6 separate regions of the Homo sapiens genome follow, and all the other regions are linked to region 2. Evidence: chromatin loops called from intact Hi-C (ENCODE). Cell type or tissue: IMR-90. All regions are shown on one strand.

Evidence for each region. Hi-C counts contacts between places; a loop is a spot of excess contacts. Peaks named below come from ENCODE experiments on the same cell type or tissue, not always from the same donor. Only the 100,000 strongest peaks of a DNase experiment are listed, where the experiment ranks them.
Region 1: a loop joins it to region 2, with 13 times the contacts of the local background. A loop is called at or near these places in 6 of 110 quality-filtered maps.
Region 3: it touches region 2 in a loop (5-fold over the local background); 13 of 110 quality-filtered maps call a loop at or near these places.
Region 4: a loop joins it to region 2, with 11 times the contacts of the local background. A loop is called at or near these places in 20 of 110 quality-filtered maps.
Region 5: a loop joins it to region 2, with 8 times the contacts of the local background. A loop is called at or near these places in 7 of 110 quality-filtered maps.
Region 6: a loop joins it to region 2, with 5 times the contacts of the local background. A loop is called at or near these places in 5 of 110 quality-filtered maps.

Annotation. Positions count from the first base shown.
Region 1 is chr19:42,920,488-42,925,487 of GRCh38, reverse strand. PSG7 (pregnancy specific beta-1-glycoprotein 7) reads left to right here. Exons shown (of 6, transcript NM_002783.3): 6 at 664-1,356. The coding sequence ends at 680. Among named protein-coding and RNA genes, the nearest start is that of PSG6, 5.1 kb to the right of the region's middle. In IMR-90, a CTCF peak has its summit at 2,174 (motif pointing right); a DNase peak (open chromatin) is centred at 2,187.
Region 2 is chr19:42,791,243-42,796,242 of GRCh38, reverse strand. No RefSeq gene overlaps it. Among named protein-coding and RNA genes, the nearest start is that of PSG8, 28 kb to the right of the region's middle. In IMR-90, CTCF peaks have their summits at 2,600 (motif pointing left) and 4,847 (motif pointing right); a DNase peak (open chromatin) is centred at 2,592; H3K27ac peaks cover 335 bases.
Region 3 is chr19:42,849,628-42,854,627 of GRCh38, reverse strand. It overlaps the pseudogene PSG10P. Among named protein-coding and RNA genes, the nearest start is that of PSG1, 28 kb to the left of the region's middle. In IMR-90, no CTCF peak of the experiment used is centred here; DNase peaks (open chromatin) are centred at 3,037 and 3,487; H3K27ac peaks cover 3,566 bases.
Region 4 is chr19:42,882,949-42,887,948 of GRCh38, reverse strand. No RefSeq gene overlaps it. Among named protein-coding and RNA genes, the nearest start is that of PSG1, 5.7 kb to the right of the region's middle. In IMR-90, a CTCF peak has its summit at 2,851 (motif pointing right); a DNase peak (open chromatin) is centred at 2,888; H3K27ac peaks cover 598 bases.
Region 5 is chr19:43,085,551-43,090,550 of GRCh38, reverse strand. No RefSeq gene overlaps it. Among named protein-coding and RNA genes, the nearest start is that of PSG2, 5.4 kb to the right of the region's middle. In IMR-90, a CTCF peak has its summit at 2,632 (motif pointing right); a DNase peak (open chromatin) is centred at 2,660.
Region 6 is chr19:43,029,284-43,034,283 of GRCh38, reverse strand. No RefSeq gene overlaps it. Among named protein-coding and RNA genes, the nearest start is that of PSG11, 5.3 kb to the right of the region's middle. In IMR-90, a CTCF peak has its summit at 2,418 (motif pointing right); a DNase peak (open chromatin) is centred at 2,453.

The DNA.
Region 1 (5,000 bases), 130 kb before region 2:
AAATATGCTGATTCTTTATGTGGATAGTTTTCTAGATTTATGGAAATTTGTCTTTTAATCTATCTCTAGCTTATAGTGGTTCAATAAACTATACTTCTGGGAATGATAATTGAAATATTTACTTTTGCTCTCTACCTGAATGCCCCAGAATTGGGCAACTATTCATGAGTATTGATATGTTTATGGTAATACAGATATTTGCACAAACAGAGTAACAACCTGCTCTCTTTGTAACAGGACACATTTCAAATCATTGGTTATATTACCAAGGCTTTGACTGGGATGTTATATTTAAGAATATAGCTAGAATGAACCAGTATGAACTGCAGGCAAACTCTGAAGTCAGCCTTGGTTTGGCTTCCTATTCTCAAGAGTTTTGTAAAGGTTTAATCTGAGATTCCTTATAAAAACTTACAGCAAAGAAAATTTTAAAAGAGAGCCTACATAGTCCATTGCTACTCTTGCTGCACTTATGTAAACAATCAGACCAAGTTTGAAGAAACTCAACCTATTTTGCAAACAAACTTATTCTACTGAAATTATCATTGGTAAAACTAGAGATGCCCATAGAGAGAAAAATTATGTGGAAAATAAAACCGTAGTACACCTGTTATGAGATTGCAGCTCTGTTCATTGTTTCTGTGTTTTTATTATCCACTGTAGACTGGACATTACCCTGAATTCTACTAGTTCCTCCAATTCCATCTTCTCCCATGGAACCTCAAAGAGCAAGACCCACTCTGTTCCAGAAGCCCTATAAGTCAGAGTTGGACAACTCAATGTAAATTTCATGGGAAAATCCTTGTACCTGATGTCTGAGCCACTCAGAACTCACCAAAATGTTCAACACCATAACAACAGCTGCTCAAACTGTAAACAAGGAAAACAAGTTGATGACTTCACACTGTGGACAGCTTTTCCCAAGATGTCAGAATAAGACTCCCCATCATGATGAGGCTCTCACCCCTCTTAGCTGTCCTTGCTTGTGCCTGCCTCTTTCACTTGGCAGGATAATGCAGTCATTAGAATTTCACATGTAGTATAGGAGCTTCTGAGGGTAACAACAGAGTGTCAGATATGTCATCTCAACCTCAGACTTTTACATAACATCTCAGGAGGAAATGTGGCTCTCTCCATCTTGCATACAGGGCTCCCAATAGAAATGAACACAGAGATATTGCCTGTGTGTTTGCAGAGAAGATGGTTTCTATAAAGAGTAGGAAAGCTGAAATTATAGTAGACTCCCCTTTAAATGCACATTGTGTGGATGGCTCTCACCATTTCCTAAGAGATACATTGTAAAACGTGACAGTAAGACTGATTCTAGCAGAATAAAACATGTACTACATTTGCTAATACTGTTCTCTTAAAACAATTTTAAAAGAATGGGGTGGGCCCTCCCATGTGTCCAGGCCTGGTCTCTGAACAGAATCCTCCATCTGCAGTAACAATGCCTCAGAAGATGACATGGACTTGGTCCTGATATGCAGCCATTCCTGTATACCCTTCCCCTGCTTCAGGGTCGTACAAGCCCAGGGCCCAAATCTTCAGCTGCAGAGCTGAGAGAGAACATGGGATACCCAGCATCCCTTACCTTCTTCCAGTCCACTGCAGTGGCTACTGGCATGGCCCATGTACCCCTGAGGACACCCATCTGCTGACACACAGTTTCTAAGAGTCAGACATTCCTGGCTTCTATGAACCCCAGCTACTTTCACTCTGCTGAAACCTTCTACTCCGTACAGGAGTCATTGACTTAACAGACTCCTCTTTCAGTTGCAGCTAATAGGTAAGCCAAGACCCAGACCCCAGAGGATAAACAAGGATTTCAAAACCTACTGTGTCCAATGGAGATGCCCACTTGTGGGCGGCAAGCCACCCAGGTGCTGAGGCAAGAGACTCAGGGCATGAGCTGTTCCAGTATCATAAAATATAAAAGAAGAATAGTTATACCAGGTACAGATCTTAGATATGATTATATATGAATATCATTAATTGTTAGTTGGTAGCAATTACTCTTTATTCCAATATTATAATAATCCTCGCTTTATAATCATAACCTAGGAAAGGCCAGGCCATACAGAGATAGGAGCTGAGGAGACATAGTGAGAAGTGACCAGAAGACAAGAGTGCAAGGCTTCTGTTATGCCCAGACAGGGCCACTAGAGGGCTCCTCGGCCTAGCGGTAACACCAGCGTCTGGGAAGACACCCTTTGCCAAGTGGACCGTGGTCTAGTGGTAGCCTCAGTGTCAAGGAAAAACACCCACTACTTAGCCGACCGGAAAGGGAGTCTCCCTTTCCCCGGCGGAGTTTAGAGAAGACTCTACTCCTCCACCTCTTGTGGAGGGCCTGACATTAGTCAGGTCCACCCACAGTTATCCAGAGGCCTAACCGTCTCCCTGTGATGCTGTGCTTCAGTGGTCACACTCTTAGTCCGCCCTCATGTTCCATACTGTACACGTGGTTCTGCCATTTAGTTAGCAGTAGCAAATTAGTGAAAGTACTAAAAGTCTCTAATAAGCAGAAATAATGCTGTAAGCTCTCTCTCTCATTCTCCTCCCTCTCTCTGCCTCACCTGCCAGGCAGGGAAGGGCCCCCTGTCCAGTGGACATGTGACACAGGTGGCATTTCCTATCATTGAAGATGGCACACATTCCTTATCCTGCCCCTTTGTCTTCTATCCAATAAATATCAGTGCAGCCTGGCATTCAGGGCCACTACCGGTCTCCGCATCTTGGTGGTAGTGGTCCCCCAGGCCCAGTTGTCTTTTCTTTTATCTCTTAGTCTTGTGTCTTTATTTCCACAATCTCTCATCTCCACACACAGGGAGAAAAACCCAACGACCCTGTGGGGCTGCTCCCTACACCCACTGTACAGAGACATAAAGAAGTTGAGATGTATACAACTCCCCCAACAACACTGTATCCCAAAACAATGTCCTCTCTGCCCCTCATCGTGGAATTCACTGTCTCTCACCACATGGGCAAGTGCTTCCAGGGTCTCATAATTCTTCCACAAGAGGCAATGCACACTTTAACATAGCACTTCAGCAAATAAAGTGGTGACAGTTTACCTACTTAGATAAAGTTTCTTAAAAGCTTCTCCCAAATTTCCCCCTGAAGAAGAGAGAAAAGGCTTTCCCAATTGTGAAACATTGGCCTCCCCACCTTTCAAAAAAGTACCCCTGAGTAGCTAAAACAATCTTGCCAAAATAAATTGTAGGACTTGAACTTTCTTATTTGAAATCTCACAAAAGAGTACAATTATTAAAATGGAAGCTGCTGCCAAAGAATAGACATAAGCTGCTGGCAAAAGAATAGACATAAAGACAAATGGGATAGAATTAAGAATCTAGAAATAAACCCTCAAACTTATGGTCAATTACTCCTTGAAGAGGGTGTCAAGACAATTTAATGGATGAACAATTCTCCTTTCAAATCATAGTACAGAAACAACTAGATAACCACATGCAAAACAGTGAATTTAGATAACTCTGCCTCCCACCATATCAAACAATTCTCTAAAAAATTGATGAGTGAGTAAAATATAAGACCTATAACCATAAAAACATCTTAAACTAGACATAGAGGTAAATATTGATGAACTCAAATGTGTAATGGATTCTTAGATATGATACAAAAGCATGAGAAACAAGAAAAACAAGATATGTTGGGCTTTATCAAGATGTGAGCCTTTTGTACATCAAAGGAAATTATCAAGAAAATAATTAATAGAAAAGAATGAAAGAAAATATTTGCAAACCACATATAGGCAGTTTTCATATCCAGTTAATATAAAGAACTAGCTAAAACTCAATAACAAAAGGACAAACCATCCAATTTATAAATGGGCAAAAGACTCATATAGACATTTCTTCAAAGAAGATATACAAATAGTCAAGAAGGACATGAAAAGATACTCAACATCTATAGTCATTAGGAAAATACAAAGTCAAAGCTGCAATGAGACACCACATCACACCTACAAAACTGGCTACCATTCTTTTAAAATGTTAAACAACAAGTAGCAGCATTATGTAGAATTTGGAATCCTCATACATGGCTGGTGAGAATATGAAAAGGTACAGCCACTTGGAGAAAGAGTTTTGCTGTTCCTCAAAAAGCTAATCATAGAATTCTCATTTGAAACAACAGGCATTCCTAGGTACATACCCAAAGAATTAAATCCAGGGCCTCAAACAGGTACTTGCATGGGAATGTTCATTGCAGCATTATTCACAAAAGATAAAATATGAAAATAATCCAAGTGTTCATCAACACATGAATAAACAAATATGGTGACACATACAACAGATTGTTAACCTGCCATAAAGAGGAATGAAGCTCTGACACCCACTGGAACATGCATGGACTTGGGAAACATTATGCTAAGTGAAATATGTCAGAAACAAAATAACATAATTGTATAATTCCATTTATATGAAACATCAAGAATAGGCAAATTCATAGAGAGAGAGTGGAGATGATCAAGGTCTAGGGTGGAACATACAGGGAGGTATTGTTTAAAAGTGACAAAGTTTCAGTTTAAAATGATAAAAATTTTCTAGGAAAAATAGTGGTGATGGTAATTTAACATGGTGTATGTGGTTAATTTCACTTGATTGTGCATTTTAAAGTGGTTAAAATAGCACATTATTCACAGAACTGTGAAAAATAGATTTCTATTATTTAATTCACCCAGGCTAAGGTTATGTTATGGCAGGTGAAGCCCATGAATACATCACCTGACCCAGTGTTCCAATGAAAGGCATCAGGTTTTCAATCAAGTTAGCTGGAAGCTCCTGTCCCCAGGAGAACCAGAGGCCCCAAAACAAGAGCTCCAGCAGAAGCTCAACCAGCACAAGTCCCATAGGGCAGCCTCAATGTCAGGCCCTGGATGGCATGTGAGGCTATAATGATATAACAAGAACGTGAAAATATAAGTATTTTTACTACTTACAGACACTAGGGAGCACTCAGCACACCTGGAGGCCACAGAC
Region 2 (5,000 bases):
CCCACCAGTTTAAAGGATAGTTGGATTCAAATTGCTTTCTTGTAAATGGTAAAGGTTAACGTTTATCTGAGGAAGGCTTTACCGAGTTTTAGAGAAAATAAATAGCACATTTACATCTCAAAGCAAAGAGAGAGAGAGAGAGAACTTAAGCTTTTTCAAGAAAAAATTTGGTGTGTTCAAGGAAGATTAAAAAGAGATGCCAAGGTAACACAAAAATAATAGAAATTTACCACGGGGTTTTATTTATTTATTTTTTAGTATACTTTAAGTTTTAGGGTACATGTGCACAACGGGCAGGTTAGTTACATATGTATACATGTGCCATGTTGGTGTGCTGCACCCATTAACTCGTCATTTAACATTAGGTATATCTCCTAATGCTATCCCTCCCCTCTCTTCCCACCCCACAACAGGCCCTGGTGTGTGATGTTCCCCTTCCTGTGTCCATGTGGTCTCACTGTTCAATTCCCACCTATGAGTGAGAACATGCGGTGTTTGATTTTTTGTCCTTGCGATGGTTTGCTGAGAATGATGGTTTCCAGCTTCATCCATGTCCCTACAAAGGACAGGAAGTCATCATTTTTATGGCTGCATAGTGTTCCATGGTGTATATGTGCCACATTTTCTTAATCCAGTCTACCATTGTTGGACATTTGAGTTGGCTCCAAGTCTTTGCTATTGTGAATAGTGCCGCAATAAACATATGTGTGCATGTGTCTTTATAGCAGCATGATTTATAATCCTTTGGGTATATACCCAGTAATGGGATGGCTGGGTCAAATGGTATTTCTACTTCTAGATCCCTGAGGAATCGCCACACTGACTTCCACAATGGTTGAATTAGTTTACACTCCCACCAACACTGTAAAAGTGTTCCTATTTCTCCATATCCTCTCCAGCACCTGTTGTTTATTTAGAGATGTAGCTTTTAATTTGGTCTCTTTTCTTCAACTGAATCACTGTGCTCAAGGTAGAGCCCATTAAGGAAGAGGGCCAACAAAGTCTTTGCAATTTTTAGATTCTAATCATTTAAATATGTAAAAAAGGGCACCAGTTGGAAGGGACAACATTTAGACATTAAAAATCAAGGATTTCACTGAATCCCAGGTCCCCAAGAAGAGGACAATGCAGTGGGGACCATACTGTGCAACACTTCCACAGAGTACTTTGCTACAAAGGCATTTCCCTAATTGTTTAAACTGTGTCTTTTGCATCTAAACATGCAAGGAAATGAGTAGCCCTCTGAAGCCAGAATAATTTATTATAATCACTGTTAGTCACTTTCAAAACCATAGCTCTTACCACTGACCCAGCAACCATTACACACACAAGGTCAAATATTTTTACAGTTCAAAGTAATGTAAAAGGCAAAGAGGTCAGGTAACACAATGGAGAAAAGAGCAGAGTTTTAGACCTGAGAGAAATCCGTTCACTTGCAACTCTTGGGGCTCCATGACAAAAAAACTATGGTTACTTTCCTACAGGAGAGTCTGTGTCTTCTTTTCTGTTTTCCTAAAGGGGTCCTAATACAGGAGTTATTGAGAAATTATTTTTAGGCAGCTAGAAAGGGTAAAAGAATTCTTGGTGGAATTTTCCTTTAATAAAACGCAGCCCCCAAACCATTTCTAACAGAAAACAGACTGAATGATCAGGCTGCAAGCATAGATAAGCATATACAGATGCAGGCAACTAAGAGCCAGGTACTCCCAATATGGCAGTTCCTGCACTTTTTTCCTTGTCACCATATGTGCAGGTGTCATGATGACCACCAGGTAGAAGCCACAATGGCATAATAAAAGATTAAGGTGGGAGGGCCAGTCTTTTCTCGGGCTACGTAAACAGCACACCTGGTCAAAACAATACCCTGGACCCTATGTAAATCAATCACTGCCTCCTCAAGTCTCTGTACAAAATCAATTGCATTCCACCACAAATTGGAGACCCTCTCTCGGGTGACTGCTTTCTCAGTATGAGAAAGCTTTTTCTCTCTCTCTTCTTTATTGTCTGTTAAATTTTTCACTCCTAAACCCACTCCTCACGTGTTTCCATGTCCCGAATTCTTTCTCAGTGTGTGACAAAGAACCATGAATAGATTCCCAAACAGAGCCATTTTATTTGGGAGTTCTCATCTGGGATTGTGATCAGAACAGAAGATAGAAACATCAGAATGGTGAGTATGGAGCAAACCTCAAATCTGTCCTTTAATTTCAAGGTTCTCTTCAAACTAGTTTCCTTTCATGGAGAACCTCACCATCACATGACGCTGGGGGATGTCATGGAGCAGCTGAGAATTTCTGGCCAGGAAACACCCTGATGTTATTCAAAGGCTTCTGGACTGAACACAGCTTCCGGCAGCTCATCCAGATGTTGGTAATGGGTCTCCTAATTTGCTATCCTGTTGCAAATTTGTTCTTCCTTTCTATCCATGGTCTCTATGTCTCCTGTTCTTTTTGTGTTTGCAATATGTGGAAATTTTTACGGTTCAGGGAAACAGTTCTGTTAGGAAAGATCGGTACATGGTATAATAACTAACCCAATAGGTCCCTCCCTCTCTCTTTCTCTCTCTCTCTCCTTCCTTTGGTAAGCACTTGGTATTTCTAAGCCAACAGTGTCACCTAGTGGAAACATAAATCCTCCTTATGAGGCACATTGTTGGTCCTTTGCCATAACACTGCACTTTTCCAATTCTCTCTTTTTGCACTGATAGAAAAGCCCTTTCTGTGAATGGGAAAGCTCTGCTTTCAACAGTTAGGAGTAAAATGTCTTCCATAGCCAAATTTTAGTTCCGATACTGTCCCATCAGCAGGAAAAACTGCCATTAGGTCCCTACGTTCATTTAAGGTACTTATTCTATCTCCAATTAGAACAGTATTTAATTAGTAAGGACATTTTAAGAACAGAGTCAACCAGGACCACTTTTCTGAGGGTAAGTGTTTTAGCATGGGCCATAACTGGCAACTGGCACATTCCCTCTCTTAAAGAAAGCTTGCTCAAAGGCAACTATTACAATTTCACCAGAGATCCATTTTTCAGGAGGCCAGGCAGATCACAGGCAGATAAGCTAAGGCTGCATGGGTAAAGTGTGGCTAATGTCATCACTTCATTTATCCAGTTCCATGGCTTAGAGGGCCACACCTACAACCATGGGTGGCAAATTTAACACAGTGCCAGGACTCAGGAACCAAGGAGAGAAAACAGTTGGGGGGATGCTCCCACTGTCTTCCACATGACTCTGGGTAACAATGAAAGAAGGGGGACTATAAGGACACTTTTATTCTCACTTCTTTTTCTCGATGGCTAACAGAGCATCTTCAGTTTGCACCCCTCTGGAGTGCACTCTGAGGCACTAGAACTCTTTTAACCTCAGGACTTTGAAGAGAAAAGCAACTCATTCTATTTTGCACAATGACAGGGCATTTTTACTAAAACTTTAGAAGCATTGTAACAGCAACCCAGATTTTTTTAACAGCCATATCAGGAAGGCCTATAAAGAATAATCCCCTAGAATTAGAAAAGCAACTTCCCAGGGAACCATCTGAGAAGAATCCCCATAATTTGGGGTCCCTCCAAGTTCCCTTCTCATTACAGGACCTTAGGCAAATAAAGTAAGACTTAGGCTGATTTTCAGACAATCCTGATAGGTATATAGAAGCTTTCCAGAATTTAAGTCAGGTGTTTCACCTCACATGGAAGGATGTTATGCTGCTCCTAAACCAAACCCTAACTGTAACTGAAAAACAGCCAGCTCTACAAGCACCAGAGAATTTTGAAGATGAGCAACATATCTCCTATAATACACCAAAAGGGAAGGAAGGAGATACAGAAAGTGAAGAAATAGCAGAAACACCATTCCAAATAAGAAGTGAAGCAGTACCTCTTGGCAACCCTGATTGAAGCCCCAATAGCTCAGCAGATGAATGGAAAAGAAAAACTAAGGCCAGACCTCTTAATTCCTCTAAACTGTCTATGATAGACTCAAAGCCAGAGGAGAATCCTGCAGCCTTTATGGATAGGTTAAGAGGGGCACTATTAGCACACACCTTTTTATCTCCTGATTCACTCAAGTGACAGCCCATTCAAAAAGATAAGTTTATTATACAGAATGCTCCCAATATTAGAAGGAACCTACAAAAGGCAAGCTATAGTAGCACATAGCACCTTGGAAAACCTTCTGAGGGTAGCCACTTCAGTCTTTTATAATAGGGACCAGGAGAAGGCCCAGAAGAAAGAGAGAAAGCTCAAGAGAAGGACAAAGCCTCTAATAGCTACTTTGCAGAGTTGCAAAGTCCAGGATCCCAGAGGTGTATCCACTAGTTGCTCTCGGTGTGGCAAGCCAGGGCATTTTTAGGAAGGAGTGTCCAAACAGCAAGAGGAAGCCACCTTGACAATGACCAGCCTGTGGTGGAGACCACTGGAGATGCAACTGCTCCCAGAGTTGGAGGTCACTGGGTTCAGTACCAGTCTCACAGTGGTCCAGCAAGACTGATGGGTCCTGGGGCTCAAACCCCTGGCTCCAGCAGCTCAAACTGCCATTACAGCACAGGAGACACAGGTCATTCTGGAAATTATAGGGAGGAAAGTAGACCTCCTTCTAAACACTAGATCTAGTCTCTCTCTTTTCTCCTTTCTTATCCAGGCCTCCCCTCTTCCCATAGCACAACCATAAGGGGTGTCTCAGGAAAAATTCTAATCCAATATTTTTCTCAACCTCTTATTTGCCATTAGGAGGACCTATTGTTTACATCTGCTTCCAAACCACTGTCACAATAGCTCTACTAGTCAGAAAAGCCTCCAAATTAACCCTAGGAAAGAACGGTTTACATCCCCACTTAATGTGGCAAAATTACTTTCCTCTAGAGGGAGCTCTTAGCTAACAAACAGCTGGTAAAGCAAGAAATATATATGGCAGGATAAGCAGTAGTCACTCTAAATAACATCTCCCTTCAGGTGCAGGTGCTCAATCAGCTAAACAAATGGTTCTTACAAGAGCACTTAAATTA
Region 3 (5,000 bases), 58 kb before region 2:
GAGGGCAGTGTGGAGGGGGCCATGCGGACCCCTGGGGAAGAGGATTCCAAACAGAAAAATGCCAAGGTCAGAAGTGTTGAAGGAATGGGCGTCATGCTGCTGACCTTGACCTAGTAGGACAGTAGGACACACACACATACACACACACAATCACACATGCCGCTTTTGTGTGTGTGTGTGTGTGTTTGTATGTGTGTGTGTGTCTGTGTTGTCAAGGCTGAGGACTGAAGAGACCTTCTCAGGACCCAGGGCCCCATGTTTTCACACCAATACACAGGTCTCAATATTGACTGATGCTCTCTCCACCTCCTAGCATCACTTTTAAACTTCTGGAACCCACCTACCATTGCCCAAGTCACGACTGAAGCCCAGCCACCCAAAGTTTCCGAGGGGAAGGATGTTCTTCTACTTGTCCACAATTTGCCCCAGAATCTTACTGGTTACATGTGGTAGAAAGGGCAAATAAGGGACCTCTACCATTACATTACATCATATGTAGTAGACGGTCAAAGAATTACATATGGGCCTGCATACAGTGGACGAGAAACAGTATATTCCAATGCATCCCTGCTGATCCAGAATGTCACCCGGGAGGACGGAGTATCCTACACCTTACACATCATACAGCGAGGTGATGGGACTAGAGGAGTAACTGGAAATTTCACCTTCACCTTATACCGTAAGTGATTCCACATGATCCCTGGGTGTTGGGGGACAGGGGTCACTTCTACTTCACACACACAGGATTGTCAGGCCTGGACTGTGCCTGTGTCCCCCTCTGCATTATGTCCCATGCTGGAGTTTGGGCATTTAGTGCAGGACACACACAGAGGAGACAAATTTCAACAGATCAGAATTCCTTTCCCACATCCAGACCCTGCAGACACTCGCTGCAGAGGAAGGACAGTCTGATGGGGGGACTCAGCAGGAGGAGATCAGTCTCAGCCAGGCACCTCATGCCCTCTTCATAAATTTGACCCTGAGAAAGACCCTGGATAACTGAGTAGGGCTTGGCCTGAGAGGCCACCTGAGATACTCTCAGAGAAGCTCAGCCCTAGAAGCCTCAACCCCAGACCCTTGTCCCTAAATCCTTGCTGCAGATAAATCTAAGGAGCCTGTACTGGGGCTGGGTTGTGGCTTCTTGGGCAGGGCTTACTGGGACCAAGGGTTTTCCAGCTGTCTGAGGACTGTGTCTCCTGCAGCTGTTCACCAGCTAGGGCTCAGCCCTCAGAGCCTCATCTGGGCAAGGACAGAGCTTTCTTCACCTGACATTCAGAGTGGAGAGGACAGAAAGACAAGCTTTGTAGGCCATCAGCCAACTGCCTTGGGAGGCTCAGGACAGTCCATAGAAAGTCTAATGTTCCCGGAAGCAGAAACAGAAGAGAGAAGGTGTAACTGGTAGCAGCTTGTCCACAGGGATCTGACATAAATGTGCTTTCTCATGGAAGCAAATTAATAATAAATGCTGTTTGTGTGAACACCTCCACTGTGCCAAGCATTAAGTCAGGTGACTGTGAATACTTTAACATTTATTCACAGATAGCATGAAAAGCCACAGTCCATTTGCCAGTTAACTTATTTGATTGAGAGAAAACAGAGGCACAGGAAGGCACAGTCTTTGAACCAGAGTCACACAAACCCAAAGGGGAGATCAGGGTCACATGAGGTCTGTCTGCAGCCACAGGCCCATCCTCTCCTCCACCAGAAGTGAGGGCTTACTGGGTTTCAAGCACCCCATAGTCATTTATTGGCTCAAATCCTCTCTTCTTAGGCATCCAAACCTCAGAGGAGTGAGAGCAAATGGTCAGCTGATTAGTCTGTACTCCAGAACTAAATCACCTGCCTCAACCATCAGAGTCAGTGCAAAAAAAATGTCCAGGCCTCCCCCTCAGATCTTAACCCCCATCACTGAACCTGAAATCCTGTGTTTCCCAAAGTGTCCATGTTACTGTCATGAGAGGATCAAGGAGAGGACCTTGTTTTCTTTCCCCACTCACACCCTGCACCAGCACAGGCCCAGCCAGAGACACATACTCAGGAGCTCTCACATAACAAATGAAGGAATCAAATGAAGAAATGAATGATCCAAAACCTCTTTAGAGACTGGATCTTGGATGCAGAATCCTAGGAGGTCCTAGCCACACCTGTCCCTTGTCCTTCAGAGGCTGACACCCATGTTTCATCCCCCTACTACCTCTTGCCCCTAAAGCCACCCCACCTCATGCAACTCTGAAGCTCTTTGGCCACCGGAGGGTTCTCAGGGCTCCTTGGTCCTGGACTGAGGAAATGGGGGCACCTGGTACCTGGGGTCTCTGAAGTCAGTGTCTCCCTCACTGCTCACTGCCATGGTGTCTCTGCCTCTCTCTGCTTCTCTGTGTCCCTCATCTTCCTCCCACTTCATTCTGACTGGCAAGCCCTGTCCTGCACAGCTTCTTCCTCCACACCTAGGCCTTCCCCAGACACTCCCTCTAATTAGTCTGGCAGTTCTGTTCCCTTCCTGCTAACACTGTGGCCTGGCCCACCTCCCAGGAAATAGGAAAGGTGTAGAAATCACCTGGAGTTGCCACTCCTGCCGGGCTTTATCTCCAGCCAATGTCCCCAGGTCACTAAGAGAATGAGCTTCCAATGTATTCCCATCTAGGGCTCTTTCCCTTTGTGAGGCTGACCTGTGGACAAGACCATGGGACAGGGATAGGCAGTTCTCCATCCACTGTTATCATTGCCAGACAAGTTCTTCTGGCCTTCTGCACACACAGACACAAACACACACACAAAAAAAAAATTATTGAAATGGTGGTTTGTAGTAAAGAAAGATTTTAATGACTCCAAGTCTGCCAAACAGGAGGACAGAGGTTTATTATTACTCAAATCAGCCTCCCCAGTGGATCAGGTGTTAGACATTTCCAAGGATGATTTCAGGGACACAGGACTAAAAAATGAGTACTGCTGATTGTTTGGTGATGGAATCATGCGGGCGGAGGGAAATGAACTGTTTGTGCTTGAATCCACTTCTAGGTAGGGACCACATGGCTGGCTGAGCCATTAGTCATGGGTATGGATGAGGTCAGCCAGTTGCCAGAATGCAAAAGAATGAAAAACATCTCAAAAGACTAATCTCACGTTCTGCAATAGTGATGTTATCTATGGGAGCAATTAGTTACAAATTTTGTAAACTCTGGCCAAATGACATTTGATCAGTCAGGGATTATAGAAACTGTGCCTACATTGTAGCAGAATTCGGTTCCCTCCTATAATCTCAATCTCATGGTCTTTCACTAGTTTTAGAAAGGCAGCCCCTGGGCAAAGTAAGGGTGTTAGTTTTATGGAGGTACTATTATCTTTCTTGTTTCAAAGTTAAACCATAAACTAAATTCCTCCCAATGTTAGCCTGGCCTATGCCCAGGAATGAGTGAGGACAGCCAGCCTGAGACTAGATGCCAGATGGAGTCAGCCACGCTAGTTTCCTGTCACTGTTGTAATCTTTGCTCTGACTCACCAGGGTGTCAGAGGCTGGACAGGCCTGCAGTCCCCAAAGCCCATGGGCTCATTTCACTCGTGACTCCATCCTCAACCTGCTGTGGAGCTCACATTCTCCAGTCACTTCCTAGAGACTTCTGGCTTCCTGTCAGGCATATAACAAGCTTGAAATTTGTCACTCGGTTCTAACGCTAAGTAAAAACTGAACAAACTCAAAAGTCAACAACTCGTTAAAATCCTTCAGAGATGGCTGGGCACAGTGGCTCATGCCTATAATCCCAGCACTTTGGGAGGCCAAGGCGGGCACAAGTTCACGAGATAGAGACCATCCTGGCTAACATGGTGAAACCCCGTCTCTACTAAAAATACAAAAAATTAGCTGGGCTTGGTGGTGGGCACCTGTAGTGCCAGCTACTTGGGAGGTTGAGGCAGGAGAATGGCATGAACCCGCGAGGCGGAACTTGCAGTGAGCTGAGATCATGCCACTGCACTCCAGCCGGGGTGACAGAGTGAGACTCTGTCTCAGAAAATAAAAAATGCTGTTAGAGAAATGAAGAATGCTTTTGATGCTTACTGGTAGACTGCACAGAGCTGAGGAAAGAATCCCTAGCTTGAGGATGTGTCAATAGAAACTTCCAAAACTGAAACAAGAAAGGTCAAAAAGAGTGGGGAAAAAAAGTGGAACAACATATTCGCCTTCATATTTAATATTTTGTTTTGACAATAGCAATTTTTAAATTTCTTTGTTGTGGGACAACTACAAAGGCTGTAACCTACATGTAATGGGAATACTGGTGGTTTTGGGGACCAGCTGGAGGTGGCCAGGTGGGTGCTATCTGATGGTATTACTGCCTGTGCCACATACAACTGTTTCCTCATGATGATGCTGCTTTCATAAGTTCGAGTTCTTCCTGTGGGGAGACACACGAGCCATTGGCATCTCACTTAGACTCTTCCTAATTCACACAAACTTAAACTCTAGTGTTATTTCCTGAACTTAAGAGAGAACGAAGAAAGTATTTCACATACCTGCTTTGTGCTCCTCCCGATTTTTCCTAACTCGGCACAGAAAGCAGAAGCAGGGAGTTCTTTCTATATTTACTAACATAACACACATCACTTCTTTTAATTTGGCATCATTCCTCCCTTTATGTAATTGACACACTACCCAGTTTTGTCCTTTTAACGGGACTCTCTCTACTTAAGGAGTTGCTAATTTCAAATCACCTTTGGCATCTTTCTTTGAGCATAATGTGATCCTGCTGGAATTCATGGCACACCTAAACCTTATGTTGGCCTCAAGAGAAATACTACTACCAGCAATTGATCTCAGATGTTTGGACCATCAGTAAAAATTCCCACTTATGAAAACATTTCAATGTTTCCTCCAAATTTTTTTTTGTTACTAGAGTCAGAACATAACATGAGGTCTAAAGTCCTGAAAACTTTTTATGGGAAAATTACAGTATTACAAATTGAGCATCTGAAATCCAGAAATCCACAATCTGAAATGCTCAAAACTC
Region 4 (5,000 bases), 92 kb before region 2:
TTTAATTCTTCCCTTTATCCACTTTAATTTCTAGTCTCCCACTGCTAATTCTCCATATGACCCATCCCCACCACCGCCACCGTCAACAGCCACCAGTGAGAATTCTTACTACCTGAACTTCACTGTGACAAAAAATCAGCCTTGGACCTGTGGGCTAAATTGTTCCAAGATTCCTGATGGAGTTCTCAGATTCAGGCAAAGCTAGGTCTCCTGATACCCTGTCTTAGTCAGTTTTGTGTTGCTAAAAAGGAATACCTGAGTGAAGCTGGATAATTTATAAAGAAAAGAGGTTTATTTGGCTCACAGTTCTACAGGCTATACAAGAAGCATTGCACCAGCATCTGCTTCTGGTGAGGCCTCAGGGAGCTTCCACTCATGGTGGAATGGGAAGGGGAGCTGCTGTGTGCACAGATGACATGGTGAGAGAAGAAGCAAGAGAAAGAGGAGAGGAAGGTGCCAGGCTCTTTCTAACAATCAGCTCTTGCAGGATTGAGTAGAAAACCCACTCATTACCATGAGGGCAGCACCAAGCCATTCATGAGGGATCCGCCCCCATGACCCAAACACCCCCATGTAGATCCCCATCTCCAACATTGGGGATCAAATTTCAATGTGGGGTTTGCATTTTCCTGCAAACTCATGTGCTGTGCACTCCCTCATGTCATCTATGAATGATCATCTGCCCCAGGACTTCCTTGAAGCAATAGCTCAAATCATATTCTAAGAGTTCTGGGGGTAAAAAGGCAAAAAAACTAACTCTACTGACTCCCTTGTTTGTCTCCCAGTGTTTATGGAGGGTGACCGGTGTTCACAGCCCTCTGCTAGGCATCGCAGATACAGAGGTCAAGGAGATAGACATAGCCCTGCCCCCGTGGAACTTGTAATATAGTTGGGGAGACATATGAAACCATTGCGCACGTAAAGGTCTGATTGCCAATTATTACACAGGCTAGCAAGGGAAAGAACAGAGTCAATGACAGAACGGCTCTGGGCACCTAACTTAATTCAGGTCTTATAAGGCCAAGGAGTGGGCCTCACTACAGAAATGGCGTGGAAGGTGAAATCAGGAAGGAGTAGAAGTCCAGTTTCTGAAAAGTTGGAACACAGATTCATCATACAACCCAGCAATTCTACTCTTTGATGTCTACCCCCCAAAAAATGAAAACATATGTCCACCCAGAAACTTGTACATGCATGTTCACAGCAGCTCTATTGATAATAAAAGGAGGAAATGACAAGAAACTACCAAAAGAGAACAATGTGAAGGGCTGGGTGGAAGTTGGTTCTTCAATGAAATCTCACAAATTCCAGTGTTTCTAGTACTTCTTACCAACACTTACATGTATTCACCCTAATTAGCTCATGTGAAAAAGATCTTCCTGTATTACTAACAAGTGTAATTTGGAGAGTAGATAGATCTCAGGTGAGGACTTCGGAACATGCCAAATGAATTAATGGAATCAGTCCACTTTCTAACTTAACATCACTGGCTTACTTAACAATACGTGACGTTGGTGAGAAGAACCTGCAGAGGACACAGGAAGTAGAAGAGGAGCTCACATCTGTCCATGATTTCTATTGCATTTCAGTTTATGTGGTCATTGGAGACTCAGTTTGTGAAGGTAAGCCAATCCTTGCTTTGAGGAAAATATACATATTCAGGGGAAGATGGGTCTTACTAGATGAAAAGATAATAAATGAAAAGAGGGAGAAGGGAATGCATGGTGGCCCCAAGAAGCCAGAGAAGACAATTACATGAACATGGACATCAACCACCAAATGTTGTATAGGTCAAAAAAGAAAAGCAAAGGACTGGAGACCAAGCAGAAGGGCTCACACCCCTACCAGCTACTCAGGAAGATGAGGCCAGAGGATCTTTAGAGCTCAACAGTTTGAGACCAACCTGGGCAACAGAGTGAGACCCCTGTCTCAAAAAAAAAAGAGAGAGAGAGAGAGACTGGGAAGTAGAAGCTGAGATGATATGAGGGTCACCTGTGGCTTGGACAGGATTAATGCAGGGACCATTGGAGATCAGAGACAAGCTGGAGAAGGTTGCACTGAAGAAGCAGAGATCATGAATGCAGAAAGCTTGAGAAGTTTTTCCAATCAGGAAAGCCAAGACATGGGGCTGTCACTACAGGGCAAAACGGAGCCTGCAGGGAGTCATGCAAAAGTATTTGTCTCTTTTGAAGTTTGGTGTGACATGAGGGATTCAAAGAGAGTTAACAGAGGAGGGGAAGCTTTTAAACTCCAGATGATGAAAGAGCTCAGAAAGGACTCAACTTTTGTCCAAAGGGGATGAGATGGACAGAGTTTAAATTTCTCTTTCAAAAAATGATGCCTTCGAGGGAACAATAAGAGGAAAGCAGGCTAAGAGGTCAGCCAGGTGGATGAAAACCATGTTGTTTTCACTTAAATATGTGTAGTCCTGCAAGTGTAACACAGCCAGATAATTCCAGAGCTCCTGGGTCACCGTTCCCTCTATCTTCTCAGACCCCACTCAGCAGAAGAGATGTTTGTTTATGGCTCCACCCAGGAAGCAACTGCAAGCTCCTATGACTTCAGCATCTGAAAAGTACTTCAGATCCAAACTCTCGCTTCCTGAACCTGAACGGAGCTCATCCCCACTCCCCTGTCACTCTGCATAAGATTCCAGGGTGACATTGTCAGATGTGGTCATTAATCTCCTTTTAAAAGTGCAAATCCCCTCAGAACGTGACTCTGCTCATCACCTGTTTAATCAGATCGCTTCCTTCTCATTTGTAGCTCAGAAGTGGTTGGAAGAGGGAAGCAGGGAAGAGTGAGAAGTGACCAGAAGACAAGAGTGCGAGCCTTCTGTTATGCCCACAGAAGGCCACTAGAGGGCTCCTTGGTCTAGCGATAATGCCAGCATCTGGAAAGATGCCCATTGCCAAGCGGACCATGGTCTAGTGGTAGCCTCAGTGTCAAGGAAAAACACTCGCTACTTAGCAGACCGGGAAAGGGAGTCTCCCTTTCCCCAGGGGAGTTTAGAGAAGACTCTACTCCTCCACCTCTTGTGGAGGGCCTGACATTAGTCAGGTCCACCCGCAGTTATCCAGAGGCCTGACCATCTCCCTGTGAGGCTGTGCTTCAGTGGTCACGCTCCTAGTCCGCCTTCATGTTCCATGCTGTACACCTGGCTCTGCTGTTTAGTTAGCAATAGCAAATTAGTGAAAGTACTAAAAGTCTCTAATAAGCAGAAATAATGCTGTAAGCTCTCTCTCTCTTTCTCCTCCCTCTCTCTGCCTCAGCTGCCAGGCAGGGAAGGGCCCCCTGTGCAGTGGACACGTGACCCACGTGACCTTACCTATCACTGGAGATGGCTCACACTAATTATCCTGCCCTTTTGTCTTGTATCCAATAAATATCAGCACAGCCTGGCATTAAGGGCCACTATCTGTCTCCATGACTTGGTGGTAGTGGTCCCCCGGGCCCAGCTGTCTTTTCTTTTATCTCTCTGTCTTGCGTCTTTATTTCTACAATCTCACGTCTCTGCACACGGGGAGAAAAACCCACCGACCCTGCGGGCTGCTCCCTATGCCCACTTTACAGAGACATAAAGAAGTTGAGATGTATACAACTCCCCCAACAACACTGTATCACAAAACAACATCATCTCTGCCCCTCATCGTGGAATTCACTGTCTCTCACCACGTGGGCAAGTGCTTCCAGGGTCCAAAATTCTTCCACAAGAGGCAATGCACACTTTAACATAGCACTTCAGCAAATAAAGTGGTGACAGTTTACCTACTTAGATAAAGTTTCTTAAAAGCTTCTCCCAAATTTCCCCCTGAAGAAGACAGAAACGGCTTTCCCAATTGTGAAACTTTGTCCTCCCCATCTTTCAAAAAAGTACCCCTGAATAGTGAAAACAATCCTGCCAAAAGAAATTGTAAGACTTGAACTTTCTTATTTGCAATCTCACAAAGGAGTACAATTATTAAAACAAGCTGCTGGCAAAAGACTGGACATAATGAAAAATGGGATAGAATTGAGAGTCTAGAAATAAACCCTCACATTTATGGTCAATTACTCTTTGAAGAGGGTGTCAAGAAAATTTAATGGAGGAACAATTCTCCTTTCTAATGATAATGCAGAAACAACTAGATAACCACATGCAAAACAGTGAATTTAGATAACTCTACCTCCCACCATATCAAACAATTCTCTGAAAAATTCATCAGTGAGTTAAATATCAGACCTATAAAACATCTTAAAATAGACATAGAGGTAAATATTGATGAACTCAAATGTGCAATGGATTCTTAGATATGATACAAAAGCATGAGAAACAAGAAAAACAAGATAAATTGGGCTTTATCAAGATGTGAGCCTTTTGTACATCAAAGAAAATTATCAAGACAATAATTAATAGACACAGAATGAGAGAAAATATTTGACAACCACATATAGGCAGTTTTCATGTCCAGATAATATAAAGAACTAGCTACAACTCAGTAACAAAAGGAGAAACCATTAAATTTATAAATGGGCAAAAGACTCAAATATACATTTCTTCAAAGAAGATATACAAATAGTCAAGAAGGACATGAAAAGATACTAAACATCATTAGTCATTAGGAAAATACAAAGTCAAAGCTGCAATGAGACACCACATCAAACCTACAAAACTGGCTACCGTTCTTTTAAAATGTTAAATAACAAGTAGCAGCATTATGTAGAATTTGGAATCCTCATACATGGCTGGTGAGAATATAAAAAAGTACAGCAGCTAGGAGAAAGAGTATTGCTGTTCCTCAAAAAGCTAATTATAGAATTCTCATTTGAAATAACATCCATTCCTAGGTATATACCCAAAGAATTAAATCCACGGACTCAAAAAGGTACTTGCATGGGAATGTTCATTGCAGCATTATTCAGAAAAGATAAAATATGAAAACAATCCAAGTGTTCATCAACACATGAATAAACAAATATGGTGACACATAAAACAGAATGATAATCTGCCATAAAGAGGA
Region 5 (5,000 bases), 290 kb before region 2:
GATATGATTGTTCCAGAAATTGTATGAGATTCCTAGAAATTAAATATGTTATCAGCCATTAATGTCATATACCACAGAAATAACTAACTTTTTATGTGAGCTGTGTTATCATAATGAATTCTCATCAGAGTTTTAACCATAGTCATTTAAAATCTTTGTCATTCACAGATGTTGTTTTTATTCTTCCTCAAAGCATTTCCAATCAGCTACAGTCCAAAATTGCTTCCTTTTCAAGGAGATTTATGGAAACGATGCTGACAAGAACTCTTTAATACAAGTTTCTCATAACTTTCACATTATACCACTGGACTGTCAAAAACTTCCAAAACTTTAACAAACAGGCTGATATCTTCATAAAATTCTCAGCCTACCAAGCAGGAAAAACATTGATTTCATTGAAACAATTGATAATAATGAGGATAATGTTTTTATGACTTTTATTTGAAAATTTGCTGATTCTTTAAATGGTTTGTTTTCTAGATTTATGGAATTGTTTTCTTTTAATCTATCTATAGCTTATAGCAGTTCAATAAACTATACTTCTGGGAACAATAATTGAAGCATTTACTTTTGCTGTCTACCTGACTGCCCCAGAATTGGGCAACTATTCAGGAGTATTGATATGTTTATGGTAATACACATATTTGCACAAGTATAGTAAAAATCTGCTCTCTTTTTAACACGACACATTTGAAATCATTGGTTATATTACCAAAGCTTTGACTGGAATTTTATATTTAAGAATATAGATAGAATGAACCAATATGAACTGTAGGCAAAGTCTGAAGTCAGCCTTGCTTTGGCTTCCTATTCGCAAGAGGTTTGTAAATGTTTAATCTGAGATTCCTTATAAAAACTTACAGCAAAGAAAATTTTAAAAGAGACCCTACATGGTCCATTGATACTCTTGCTGCACTTATGTAAACAATCAGACCACGTTTGAAGAAACTCAACCTATTTTGCAAACAAACTTATTCTACTGAAATTATCATTGGTAAAACTAGAGATGCCCATAGAGAGAAAAATTATGTGGAAAATAAAAACTGTAGTACACCGGTTATGAGATTGCAGCTCTGTTCATTGTTTCTGTGTTTTTATTATCCACCTGTAGACTGGACAGTTCCCTGAATTCTACTAGTTCCTCCAATTCCACTTTCTCCCATGGAATCACAAAGAGCAAGACCCACTCTGTTCCAGAAGCCCTATAAGCTGGAGGTGGACAACTCAATGTAAATTTCATGGGAAAACCCTTGTACCTGAAGCGTGAGCCACTCAGAACTCGCCAACATTTTCGACACCATAACAACAGATGCTCAAACTGTAAACCAGGACAACAAGTTGATGACTTCACACTGTGGACATTTCTTCCCAAGATGTCAGAACAAGACTCCCCATCATGATGAGGCTCTCACCCCTCTTAAATGTCCTTGCTCATGCCTGCCTCTTTAACTTGGTAGGATAATGCAGTCATTAGAATTTCACATGTAGTAGCTTCTGAGGGTAACAACAGAGTGTCAGATATGTCATCTCAACCTCAAATTTTACATAACATCTCAGGGGGAAATGTGGCTCTCTCCATCTTGCATACAGGGTTCCCAGTAGAAATGAACACAGAGATATTGCCTGTGTGTTTGCAGAGAAGATGGTTTCTATAAAGAGTAGGAAAGCTGAAATTATAGTAGAGTCCCCTTTAAATCCACATTGTGTGGATGGCTCTCACCATTTCCTAAGAGATACATGGTAAAACATGACAGTAATACTGATTCTAGCAGAATAAGACATGTACCACATTTGCTAATACTGTTCTCTTAAAATAATTTTAAAAGAATGGGGTGGGCCCTCCCATGTGTCCAGGCCAGGTCTCTGAACAGAATCCTCCATCTGCAGTAACAATGCCTAAGAAGATGACATGGACTTGGTCCCGATATGCAGCCATTCCTGTATACCCTTCCCCTGCTGCAGGGCCGTACCAGCCCAGGGCCCAAATCTTCAGCTGCAGAGCTGAGACAGAACATGGGATACCCAGCAGCCCTTACCTTCTTCCAGTCCACTGCAGTGGCTACCGGCATGGCCCATTTACCCCTGAGGACACACATCTGCTGACCCATAGTTTCTAAGAGTCAGACTTTCCTGGCTTCTCTGAGTCCCAGCTACTTTCACTCTGCTGAACCCTTCTTCTCCCCACAGGTGTCATTGCCTTAGCAGACACCTCTTTCAGCTGCAGCTAACAGGTAAGATAAGACCCAGACCCCAGAGGATAAACAAGGATTTCAAAACCTACTGTGTCCAATGGAGATGCCCACTTGTGGGCGGCAAGCCACCCAGGTGCCGAGGCAAGAGACTGAGGGAACGAGCCGTTCCAGTATAATAAAATGTAAAAGAAGAATAGTTATACCAGATATAGATCTTAGATATGATTATATATAAATATCATTAATCATTAGTTGGTAGCAATTGCTCTTTATTCCAATATTATAATAATCCTTGGTCTATAATCATAACCTAGGAAAAGCCAGGCCATACAGAGATAGGAGCTGGGGAGACATAGTGAGAAGTGACCAGAAGACAGGAGTGCGAGCCTTCTGTTATGCCCAGACAGGGCCACTAGAGGGCTCCTTGGTCTAGCGGTAACGCCAGCGTCTGGAAAGATGCCCATTGCCAAGCAGACCGTGGTCTAGTGGTAGCCTCAGTGTCAAGGAAAAACACCCGCTACTTAGCAGACCGGGAAAGGGAGTCTCCCTTTTCCTGGGGGAGTTTAGAGAAGACTCCACTCCTCCACCTCTTGTGGAGGGCCTGACATGAGTCAGGTCCACCCGCAGTTATCTGGAGGCCTGACCGTCTCCCTGTGATGCTGTGCTTCAGTGGTCACACTCCTAGTCTGCCTTCATGTTCCATCCTGTACACCTGGCTCTGCTGTTTAGTTAGCAGTAGCAAACTAGTGAAAGTACTAAAAGTCTCTAATAAGCAGAAATAATGGTGTAAGCTCTCTCTTTCTCCTCTCTCTCTCTGCCTTGGCTGCCAGGCAGGGAAGGGCCCCTTCTCCAGTGGACACGTGACACATGTGGCCTTACCTATCATTGGAGATGGCTCACACTCCTTATCCTGCCCCTTTGTCTTATATCCAATAAATATCAGCGAAGCCTGGCATTCGGGGCCACTACTGGTCTCCGCATCTTGGTGGTAGTTGTCCCCCAGGCCCAGTTGTCTTTTCTTTTATCTCTTTGTCTTGTTTCTTTATTTCTACAATTTCTCGTCTCTGCACACGGGGAGAAAAACCCACTGACCCTGTGGGGCTGGTCCCTACACCCACTGTATAGAGACATAAAGAAGTTGAGATGTATACAACTCCCCCAACAACATTGTATCACAAAACAATGTCCTCTCTGCCCCTCATCATGGAATTTACTGTCTCTCACCACGTGGGCAGGTGCTTCCAGGGTCTCACAATTCTTCCACAATAGGCAATGCACACTTTAACATAGCACTTCAGCAAATAAAGTGGTGAGAGTTTACCTACTTAGATAAAGTTTCTTAAAATGTTCTCCCAAATTTCCCCCTGAAGAAGACAGAAAAGACTTTCCCAATTGTGAAACATTAGCTTCCCCATCTTTCAAAAATGGACACCTGAATAGCCAAAACAATCTTGCCAAAATAAATTGTAGGACTTGAACTTTCTTATTTGAAATCTCACAAAGGAGTACAATTATTAAAACAGAAGCTGCTGGCAAAAGAATGGACATAAAGAAAAATGGGATAGAATTGACAGTCTAGAAATAAACCCTCACACTTATGGTCAATTACTCTTTGAAGAGGGTGTCAAGACAATTTAATGGATGAACAACTCTCCTTTCAAATGATAGTGCAGAAACAACTAGATAACCACATGCAAAACAGTGAATTTAGATTACTCTAGCTTCCACCATATCAAACAATTCTCTAAAAAATTAATCACTGAGTTAAATATCAGACTTATAACCATAAAAACATCTTAAAATAGACATAGAGGTAAATATTGATGACCTCAAATGTGCAATGGATTCTTAGATATGATACAAAAGCATGAGAAACAAGAAAAAAAGATAAATTGGGCTTTATCAAGATGTGAGCCTTTTGTACATCAAAGAAACTTATCAAGAAAATAATTAATAGACACAGAATGAGAGAAAATATTTGCAAACCACATCAAGAAGGACATGAAAGGATACTCAACATCATTAGTCACTAGGAAAATACAAAGTCAAAGCTGCAATGAGACACCACATCACACCTACGAAACTGGCTACCATTCTTTTAAAATGTTAAATAACAAGTAGCAGCATTATGTAGAATTTGGAATCCTCATACATTGCTGGTGAGAATATAAAAAGTACAGCCCCTAGGAGAAAGAGTTTTGCTTTTCCTCAAAAAGCTAATCATAGAATTCTCATTTGGCCCAACATTTATTCCTAGGTGTACACCCAAGGAATTAAATCCAGGGACTCAAACAGGCACTTGCATAGGAATGTTGATTGCAGCATTATTCAAGAGATAAAATATGAAAACAATCCAAGTGCTCATCAACACATGAATAAATAAATATGGTGACACACACAACAGAATGTTAATCTGCCATAAAGAGGAATGAAGGTCTGACACCCGCTGGAACATGCATGGACTTTGGAAACATTATGCTAACTGAAATGTGTCAGAAACAAAATAACATAATTGTATAATTCCATTTATGTGAAACACCAAGAATAGGCAAATTCATAGAGACAGAGTAGAGATGATCAAAGTCTAGGGTGGAACATACAGGGAGTTATTGTTTAAAAGATACAAAGCTTCAGTTTAAAATGATAAAAATTTTCTAGGAAAAATACTGGTGATGGTAATTTAACACTGTGTATGTGGTTAATTTCACTTGATTGTGGATTTTAAAGTGGTTAAAATAGCATATTATTCACAGAACTGTGAAAAACAGATTTCTATTATTTAATTCACCCAGGCTAAGGTGTTTGTTA
Region 6 (5,000 bases), 240 kb before region 2:
TTCCAATCAGCTACAGTCCAAAATTGCTTCCTTTTCAAGGAGATTTATGGAAAAGATGCTGACAAGTAGACTTTAATACAAGTTTCTGATAACTTTCAGATTATACCACTGGACTGTCTAAGAACTTACAAACCTTTAACAAACAGGCTGATATCTTCAGAAAATTCTAAGCCTACCAAGCAGGAAAAACATTGATTTCATTGAAATAATTGATCATAATGAGGATAATGTTTTTAAGATTTTTATTTGAAAATTTGCTGATTCTTTAAATGTTTTATTTTCTAGATTCATGGAATTTTTTTAATCTATCTATAGCTTATAGCAGTTCAATAAACTATACTTCTGGGAACAATAATTGAAACACTTACTTTTGCTGTCTAGCTGACTGCCCCAGAATTGGGCAACTATTCATGAGTGTTGATATGTTTAAGGTAATACACATATTTGCACAAGTACAGTAACAATCTGCTCTATTTTTAACAGGACATATTTGAAATCATTTGTTATATTACCAAGGCTTTGACTGGGTTGTTATATTTAAGAATATATTTAGAATGAACCAATATGAACTGCAGGCAAAGTCTGAAGTCAGCCTTGGTTTGGCTTCCTATTCTCAAGAGGTTTGTAAAAGTCTAATCTCAGATTCCTTATAAAAACTTAGAGCAAAGAAAATTTTAAAAGAGAGCCTATCTGGCTCATTGCTACTCTTGCTGCACTTATGTAAAGAATCAGACTATGTTTGAAGAAACTCAACTTATTTTGCAAACAAACTTATTCTACTGAAATTATCATTGGTAAAACTAGAGATGCCCATAGAGAGAAAAATTATGTGGAAAATAAAAACTGTAGTATACCGGTTATGAGATTGCAGCTCTGTTCATTGTTTCTGTGTTTTTATTATTCACCTGTAGACTGGACATTACCCTGAATTCTACTAGTTCCTCCAATTCCATTTTCTCCCATGGAATCACTAAGACCAAGACCCACTCTGTTCCAGAAGCCCTATAAGTGGGAGGAGGACAACTCAATGTAAATTTCATGGGAAAATTCTTGTACCTGAAGTGTGAGCCACTCAGAACTCACCAAAATGTTGGACAGCATAACAACAGATGCTCAAACTGTAAACCAGGACAACAAGTTGATGACTTCACACTGTGGACAGTTCTCCCCAAGATGTCAAAATAAGACTCCCCATCATGATGAGGCTCTCGCCCCTCTTAACTGTCCTTGCTCATGCATGCCTCTTTCATTTGGCAGGATAATGCAGTCATTAGAATTTCACATGTAGTAGCTTCTGAGGGTAACAACAGAGTGTCAGATATGTCATCTCAACCTCAAACTTTTACATAACATCTCACGGGGAAATGTGGCTCTCTCCACCTTGCATACAGGGCTCCCAATAGAAATGAACACAGAGATATTGCCTGTGTGTTTGCAGAGAAGATGGTTTCTATAAAGAGTAGGAAAGCTGAAATTATAGTAGAGTCCCCTTTAAATCCACATTGTGTGGATGGCTCTCATGATTTCCTAAGAGATACGTTGTAAAACGTGACAGTAATGCTGATTCTAGCAGAATAAAACATGTACCACATTTGCTAATACTGTTCTCTTAAAATAATTTTAAAAGAATGGGGTGGGCCCTCCCATGTGTCCAGGCCAGGTCTCTGAACAGAATCCTCCATCTGCAGTAACAATGCCTAAGAAGATGACATGGACTTGGTCCTGATATGCAGCCATTCCTGTGTACCCTTCCCCTGCTGCAGGGCCGTACCAGCATAGGGCCCAAATCTTCAGCTGCAGAGCTGAGACAGAACATGGGATACCCAGCATCACTTACCTTCTTCCAGTCCACTGCAGTGGCTACTGGCATGGCCCATTTACCCCTGAGGACACCCATCTGCTAACCCACAGTTTCTAAGAGTCAGACTTTCCTGGCTTTTCTGAGCCCCAGCTGCTTTCACTCTGCTGAACCCTTCTTCTCCCCACAGGTGTCATTGCCTTAGCAGACACCTCTTTCAGCTGCAGCTAACAGGTAAGCCAAGACCCAGACCCCAGAGGATAAACAAGGATTTCAAAACCTACTGTGTCCAATGGAGGTGCCCACTTGTGGGCGGCAAGCCACCCAGGTGCTGAGGCAAGAGACTCAGGGCATGAGCTGTTCCAGTATCATAAAATATAAAAGAATAGTTATACCAGATACAGATCTTAGATATGATTATATGTGAATATCATTAATCATTAGTTGGTAGGAATTACTTTTTATTCCAACATTAGAGTAATCATCACTCTGTAATCATAACCTAGGAAAAGCCAGGCCATACAGAGATAGGAGCTGAGGAGACACAGTGAGAAGTGACCAGAAGACAAGAGTGCGAGCCTTCTGTTATGCCCAGACAGGGGCACTAGAGGGCTCCTTGGTCTAGAGGTAACGCCAGAATCTGGGAAGATGCCTGTTGCCAAGCAGACCTTGGTCTAGTGGTAGCCTCAGTGTCAAGGAAACACACCCACTACTTAGCAGACTGGGAAAGGGAGTCTCCCTTTCCCTGGGGGAGTTTAGAGAAGACTCTACCCCTCCACCTCTTGTGGAGGGCCTGACATTACTCAGGTCCACCTGCAGTTATCCAGAGGCCTCACCATCTCCCTATGATGCTGTGCTTCAGTGGTCACGCTCCTAGTCCGCCTTCATGTTCCATCCTGTACACTTGCCTCTGCCGTTTAGTTAGCAGTAGCAAATTAGTGAAAGTACTAAAAGTCTGTAATAAGCAGAAATAATGCTGTAAGCTCTCTCTCTCTTTCTTCTTTCTCTCTCTGCCTTGGCTGCCAGGCAGGGAAGGGCCCCCTGTCCAGTGGACATGTGACCCATGTGACCTTACCTATAATTGGAGATGGCTCACACTCCTTATCCTGACACTTTGTCTTGTATCCAATAAATATCACCACAGCCTGGCATTTGGGGCCACTACCGGTCTCCGCGTCTTGGTGGTAGTGGTCCCCCGGGCCCAGTTGTCTTTTCTTTTATCTCTTTGTCTTGTGTCTTTGTTTCTACAATCTCTCATCTCTGCACATGGGGAGAAAAACCCACCGACCCTGTGGGGCTGCTCCCTACACCCACTGCACAGAGACATAAAGAAGTTGAGATGTATACACCTCCCCCAACAACATTGTATCCCAAAACAATGTCCTCTCTGCCCCTCATCGTGGAACTCACTGTCTCTCACCACGTGGGCAAGTGCTTCCAGGGTCTCACAATTCTTCCACAAGAGGCAAGGCACACTTTAACATAGCACTTCAGCAAATAAAGTGGTGACAGTTTACCTACTTAGATAAAGTTTTTTAAAAGGCTCTCCCAAATTTCCCCATGAAGAAGACAGAAAAGGCTTTCCCAATGGTGAAACATTCGCCTCCCCACCTTTCAAAAAAGGATCCCTGAATAGCCAAAAGAATCTTGCCAAAATAAATTGTAGGACTTGAACTTTCTTATTTGAAATCTCACAAAGGAGTACAATTATTAAAACAAGCTGCTGGCAAAAGAATGAACATAAAGACAAATGGGATAGAATTGAGAGTCTAGAAGCAAACCCTCACACTTATGGTCAATTAGTCTTTGAAGAGAGTGTCAAGACAACTTAATGGAGGAACAATTCTCCTTTCTAATGATAGTGCAGAAACAACTAGATAACCACATGCAAAACAGTGAATTTAGATAACTCTACCTCACACCGTATCAAACAATTCCCTAAAAAATTGATCAGTGAGTTAAATATAAGACCTATAACCATAAAAACATCTCAAAGTAGACATAGAGGTAAATATTGATGACCTCAAATGTGCAATGGATTCTTAGATATGATACAAAAGCATGAGAAAGAAGAAAAACAAGATATATTGGGCTTTATCAAGATGTGAGCATTTTGTACATCAAAGGAAATTATCAAGAAAGTAATTAATAGACACAGAATGAGAGAAAATATTTGCAAACCACATATAGGCAGTTTTCATGTTCAGATAATATAAAGAACTAGCTACAACTCAATAAAGAAAGGACAAATCATCCAATTTATAAATGGGCAAAAGAGTCAAATAGACATTTCTTCAAAGAAGATATACAAAGAGTCAAGAAGGACATGAAAAGATACTCAACATCATTAGTCATCAGGAAAACACAAAGTCAAAGCTGCAATGAGACACCACATCACATCTACAAAACTGGTTACCATTCTTTTAAAATGTTAAATAACAAGTAGCAGTATTATGTAGAATTTGGAATCCTCATATATTGCTCGTGAGAATATAAAAAGGTACAGCCTCTAGGAGAAACAGTTTTGCTGTTCCTCAAAAAGCTAATCATATAATTCTCATTTGAAACAACATCCATTCCTAGGTATATACCCAAAGAATTAAATCCAGGACTCAAACAGGTACTTGCATGATAGTGTTGATTGCAGCATTATTCACAAAAGATTAAATATGAAAACAATCCAAGTGCTCATCAATGCATGAATAAATAAATATGGTGACACATACAACAGAATGTTAATCTGCCATAAAGAGGAATGAAGCTCTGACACCCACTGGAACATGCATGGACTATGGAAACATTATGCTAAGTGAAATATGTCAGAAACAAAATAACATCATTGTATAATTCCATTTATATGAAACATCAAGAATAGGCAAATTCATAGAGACAGAGTAGAGATGATCAAAGTCTAGGGTGGAACATACAGGGAGGTATTGTTTGAAAGATACAAAGTTTCAGTTTAAAGTGATAAAAATTTTCTAGGAAAAATAGTGGTGATGGTAATTTAACACTGTGTATGTGGTTAATTTCACTTGATTGTGCATCTTAAAGTGGTTAGAATAGCACATTATTCACAGAACTGTGAAAAATAGATTTCTGTTATGTAATTCACCCAGGCTAAGGCATTTGTTATGGCAGCTGAAGCCCATGAATACATCATCTGACCCAGTGTTTCAATGAAAGGCATGAGTTTTTCAAT